2 separate regions of the Homo sapiens genome follow, and region 1 is linked to region 2. The links are chromatin loops, found by intact Hi-C in ENCODE. Cell type or tissue: upper lobe of right lung. All regions are shown on one strand. Each heading gives the region's core, and the rest is flanking DNA. Links, peaks and the distances in the headings are about the cores only. Region 1 has its middle 11 kb from the start of LINC02427. Region 2 has its middle 33 kb from the start of ENPP6.

Evidence for each region. Hi-C counts contacts between places; a loop is a spot of excess contacts. Peaks named below come from ENCODE experiments on the same cell type or tissue, not always from the same donor. Only the 100,000 strongest peaks of a DNase experiment are listed, where the experiment ranks them.
Region 1: it touches region 2 in a loop (3-fold over the local background); 91 of 110 quality-filtered maps call a loop at or near these places.

Annotation. Positions count from the first base shown.
Region 1 is chr4:184,547,611-184,550,525 of GRCh38, forward strand. No RefSeq gene overlaps it. Among named protein-coding and RNA genes, the nearest start is that of LINC02427, 11 kb to the left of the region's middle. In upper lobe of right lung, for the core only: no CTCF peak of the experiment used is centred there; a DNase peak (open chromatin) is centred at 1,608; H3K4me3 peaks cover 761 bases.
Region 2 is chr4:184,249,407-184,252,321 of GRCh38, forward strand. No RefSeq gene overlaps it. Among named protein-coding and RNA genes, the nearest start is that of ENPP6, 33 kb to the left of the region's middle. In upper lobe of right lung, for the core only: a CTCF peak has its summit at 1,635 (motif pointing left); no DNase peak of the experiment used is centred there.

The sequences.
Region 1 (2,915 bases), core at 103-2,602, 300 kb after region 2:
GCTGTTGGTAGCCGGGGGTGGTCATCTGATTACCAGGGAAATGCAGAGTTTATTTTATCTAATTACCAGGGAACTGCCTGAGAGATTTCATCTGTCATAATTCTAAACAATGCTGAGGAGACTTTATCTTTACAGTTTCCAGTGTAAAGGCCAGAGGATGCTGGTTGTTGAGAGTGGTGAGGGGGACATAAGCGTACATTATTCAGTTTTGTCTGATTTTGTATACACTTGAAAATCCCCTTAATAAAAAGCAGCACCAAAGCCAGGAGCAATGGTGTGCACCTGTGGTCCCAGCTACTCGGGAGTCTGAGTGGGGAGGATGGCTTGAGCCCAGGAATTCCAGACCAGCCTGGGCAACATAGTGAGACCCACCTCTAAAAAACCAGCAACAAACAAAAAACAGAAAAACCAAAACAAATTTTTTTTTTTTTTGAGACGGAGTCTGGCTCTGTCTCCCAGGCTGGAGTGCAGTGGCGCCATCTCGGCTCACTGCAAGCTCCGCCTCCCGGGTTCACGCCATTCTCCTGCCTCAGCCTCCCGAGTAGCTGGGACTACAGGCGCCCGCCACCACGCCCGGCTAATTTTTTGTATTTTTAGTAGAGACGGGGTTTCACCGTGTTAGCCAGGATGGTCTCGATCTCCTGACCTCATGATCCGCCCGCCTCGGCCTCCCAAAGTGCTGGGATTACAGGCGTGAGCCACCGCGCCCGGCCCCAAAACAAATAATTTTAAAAGAAACAAAAATTTAAAAAACAACTAACAACCAGGAATAACCCTCTCCTTTGAGAACCCCAATACCACCTCACAATACACATAATCATGAGAATCTGTATTAAGGGTTTCTCACCCTTAATACAGGAAGTTGCCATACAAAAGGAAGTATGCAGACGTCGCTCTGTGTCTCTTAAAGTTCCAACGTTTCCTTACTCATAAATGACAAAGAGTGCTCTTCAGATTGACACATCAGGTTGCAGCTCTTCTCTGCTTGAAATCCCTCTGTAGCTTTTCAAGGTAGTGTCCCCTCCTTCGAAGGGAACAGCAGCTCCTTTGTGACCAGGATCCAGCACACGTTTCGTCTCCTATTTGTACTCTCCGGCTCTTGTGTGCTGGTCTTCTCCCTCCAGCTCCAGGGAATGATGTGCGTTTTCCTGGCATTTGCCTTCTGCCTCTTTCCTGGATCCGGGCTGTTTCCACTTCCTCCCCTCCCCACTCCCACGCCCCTGCCCATCACCTACTCATCCTGCAAGTCTGACCTGAAGCCCTGCCTCTTGTGCAAGATCTCCGGACCCTCAGCAGAGACCTCCCTCCATGCTCCTGTTGCAGGACTTTCCCTTAGTTCAGCTGCAAGATCTCCGGACCCTCAGCAGACCTCCTTCCCTGTTCCTGTTACAGGACTTTCCCTTAGTTCAGCCAACCACGGGGTCCTTGTCCGTCCCACGGCCACGAAAATGTAGGCTTGCAGACGGTTTGAAGGGTGAGTAAAGCAGGGTTTTATTGGGTGAAAAGGAAAAAAGGGAGGAAAAGGGACCCTCTGCGAAGCCAGAGTCCCTGCTGGTGCCCTTCCTGTCTGCCAATTTGAATCCTAGATTCCACCCAGAAAGAGGTGGGGCCGGGCTCCTCCCCAGTGCGAAGGGCGTGAACTTGCCGAGGGTCCACCCCGGTGCACAGGCCGGTTGGAGATTGCTGTCTCACTCCCATTGTACATAGTCATTACCTCTCATTGTTTCTATTTTTTCCCTCTGAGAGAGGTGAGCCTCTTAAATGCAGGAGTGATTTTATCTTTTTGTCTTCCCAGTGCATGGCACATAGTTGATTTTTTGTTTTTTTTTTTCCTGAGACAGGGTCCAGCTCTGTCGCCCAGGCTGGAGTGCAGTGGCGCAATCTCGGTTCACTGCAGCCTTCACCTCTAGGCTCAAGTGATCCTCCCACCTCAGCCTCCCAAGTAGCTGGGACTAGAGGCATGCACCACCGCACTTGGCTAATTTTTGTATTTTTAGTAGAGATGGGCTTTCGCCATGTTGCTCAGGCTGGTCTCGAACTCCTGAGCTTGAGTGATCCACCTGTCTCAGACTCCAAAAGTGCTGAGATTACAGATGTGAGCCACCGCACCCAGCCAAAAACACAAATAAGTGTATTAATAGTGTGAGGCATTGCAAAATATTGCTGAGAATACAGTTCACTAGTATCATCATCATAGAGCACAAAACAAATTCTGATATTATTAAGAATATCAGCCAGGTGCAGTGGCTCACGCCTGTAATCCCAGTACTTTGGGAGGCTGAGGCAAGCAGATCACCATGTTGAGAGAGAGACCATCCTGGCCAACATGGTGAAACCCCGTCTCCACTAAAAATACAAAAATTAGCTGGGTGTGGTGGCACACACCTGTAATTCCAGCTACTCGGGAGGCTGAGGCAAGAGGATTACAGCCAGGCATGGTGGCTCACACCTGTAATCACAACACTTTGGGAGGCTGAGGCAGGCAAATCACGAGGTCAGGAGTTCGAGACCAGCCTGGCCAACATGGTGAAACTCTGTCTCTACTAAAAATACACAAATTAAATGGGTGTGGTGGCGGGCGCCTGTAATCCCAGCTACTTGGGAGGCTGAGCAAGGGGAACCATTTGAGCCCAGGAGGTGGAGGTTGCATTGAGCCGAGGTGACAGGGTGAGACTCCATCTCCAAAAAAAAAAAAAAAAAAAGAATATCGTAGCTCTAACACATACATAGAAAACTCATTCTATTAGAAATTAAATTATACTAATATTATTGACAATCACTTTTATAGCTGTCATTGTAAACTCAAAGACAAGAAATAAATTCATCACGAGAAAACATAAAACAAGTACTTAGCCTTATTGTTGAGTTGCCTTTTACTGAATGGTACCTCAGTTCTTGGGATAAAGTTTGAAACA
Region 2 (2,915 bases), core at 288-2,787:
ACCCTGATGCGATGAATACCTCATGTACCTCATAAACTTATGTACCTACTATGTACCCCAAATTAAAATTTTTTTAAATGCAACTATATGCCACTTATAAGTATTGTTTAAAATGTAAGGCTATGTTGGTAACATTGAAAATAAAAAGGTAGGAAAAGCCACAGCATATAGATTCTAAACAAAAGTCAACAGGCATGGCTATATGAACATCTGGCAAAATAGAGTTTAAGGAAAAATCATAACTAGAGATAAGGAGAAGCCGTAATGAAAAGACGAGATTTCAGAACACCTCTCCAAGTAATTGATAGTTCAAAATCATTGAAGATGCATATTTTAACAGCATAATCAACAGGAATAATCTTATGGATAGATACTGAACATTGCACCAAATGCACAGATAATTCATATTTTTTCCAAGTATACATGGAATAGCTATGAAAAATAGACCATAAAATAACAAATTTCAAAATTGGTATCATACAACCAATATCCTCTGGTCATAGCTAATTAAGTTTTAAATCAACATTAAAAGGTAAGTATATAATTACTTTTCTAATAATAACATAAAGATCTGTCATACGCAGCATTAAACTAAAGTCATTCCACGTCATCCTTACTGAGTTCTCTCTGTGGTCCCTGTGTTCCTAAGTTGGCTATTTGGCATCGTGGCTGATTTTTGTGCATACAGCCTTAATTAGACGCACATGATTACCATATTAGACATTTTACCTCATTGGAAGCAACCTCTTTAGTACAGAAGTCGCATATTGTACACTCTGAGGTGTCAGGAGCATATCTGGTGACCGGGAACCCAGAACTCTCTAACAGAGAAAATGAATCCTCATTCCCAGTTTGGAGCAATCTTAGATGACATTTGGTTTGAACACGCCTTGTCTAGGTAAGCAATGCCCACCGTTTTAGATCCTACATGCAGCACTTAGAGACTTCGAATTTTGGAGATTCTATGTTTTTACATAGTGTCAGTTCTGATCACTTATTGGCCTTTCTTTCCACGAAGTAGGCTTCAAAGATAGAGAAGATTGTTTAAAATGTTACAGCGTCGATGGCTGGGTTAAAAAAAAAAAAAAAAGACCTTGGTCTGAATGGCACTTGTTACTATGGAAGTATGAGCCCTGAAGATGCTGGGGAAAATTGTCCATTGAGGTCTGCACGGAGCACAAGGGCAGGCATGATCCCCTTCATTTTCGACCTGTTAGGTCAGCCCTGAATACCAATTTTTTTTTTTTTTGAGACGGAGTTTCACTCTTGTTGCCCAGGCTGGAGTTCAATGGCGCGATCTCGATTCACCGCCACCTCTGCCTCCCGGGTTCAAGCAAATCTCCTGCCTCAGCCTCCCGAGTAGTGGGGATTACAGTCATGCGCCACCAAGCCCGGCTAATTTTTTGTATTTTTAATAGAGACAGGGTTTCTCCATGTTGGTCAGGCTGGTCTCGAACCCCTGACCTCAGGTGATCCGCCCTCCTCGGCCTCCCAAAGTACTGGGATTACAGGCGTGAGCCACCGTGCCCAGCCTGGATACTGTTGTTAAACACAGTGTTTTCCTCCATCTATACCCACAAACGTGCAAAATGGCCTCAGTTCTTCAAAGAGCTGTCTCCCTCTAGTGGCCAAAGATTAAAAAAAAAAAAGAACCCTGCAAGGGACTGGAGTCACTAAGGACATAAAACCTTTACACCTTTGCAGGGAATATAGAAAGAGTCCTTGAATTTGGAGGTATCACTGTAGCATATAATTTCATAAGTCCCCTCATTATGAATCTGGGAAGGATTATGTCAATTTCAAAGGGTTACTGTGAGAACTAATCTGAGTATCACTAAATGAGATCAGCAACGAGGTGTTGAGACGTTACAACTGGGAGGTTGGCAAGGTGTTGAGACGTCACAACTGGGAGGCTTACTCGCTAGTACCTTACTGGCTTTGGCACAAGCGTTTAGAAGTAAAACGGCGAGCAATGACAAATCATGCACCTTCATTGTCACTCCCAGATAGCTGAAGACATGGACTTCAGCTGTTGAGACCATAAATGTCAAAGGTATCCTGACAAACTGGAGCTGCCCCGTGGTAGACGTAACGATATGGCTCCCATGACTGGAGGAACACCAGGGTCCTTAGTCTCGCGCCAGTTTGAATAAAACGACGCGGACACATGTGGAGTGGTTTTAAGGAGTGGAGAATTTAATAGGCAAGAAAGAAGGAAGAGGCTCCCCCTGTACAGAGACAGATGGAGGGATCTCCAAGCCGAAAGAGGGAACCCTGGGTGTGGTGGAAAACCCCCAGTTATATGAGGAGGCTGGAGGAGGCGGTGTCTGATTTGCATAGGGCTCAGGGATTGGTTTCACTAGGCATGTCATTCACATAGCCCAGTGGAAAAAACTGGCCTTCCCATCCTAGTCCTTTGATATGCAAATGCAGGGCCCCCTGATGTTCTACACACGTAGGTATATGTGGGGGCGGCCATGTTGCCAGGCACATAGGGGGCAAGAAGAAGACAGTGGGAATTGCCATGTTTGGGTGGACCCAGTTTCTAACAGCTGGCATTTGTGTATCAAAGCTTGCCCCCCAACTCCCATACTAAGAGTTGGGGCTTTCCTGCTAGACAAGAAATGTTTCTGGAGCTGCTTTAAAAGGAAAAAAAAAAAACTTCCCAAGGACCCCTCTTCCTCTCTGCCTAAAATAATTTCTTAATAACTCCTAAAACAATTATGGCCCCTCAAAAGTGTTCACGTCCTATCCCTAGAGCCTGTAGATGAAGTAGGTTCCATGAAAAGGGAGAATTAAAGTAGCAGATGGAATTAAAGTTGCCATAGGATTATCCTGGATTATTGGGGTCCATCCAGGGGAATCACAAGGGCCCTGAATGTGGAAGAGGGAAGGAGAAGAGGAGGTCAGAGCAA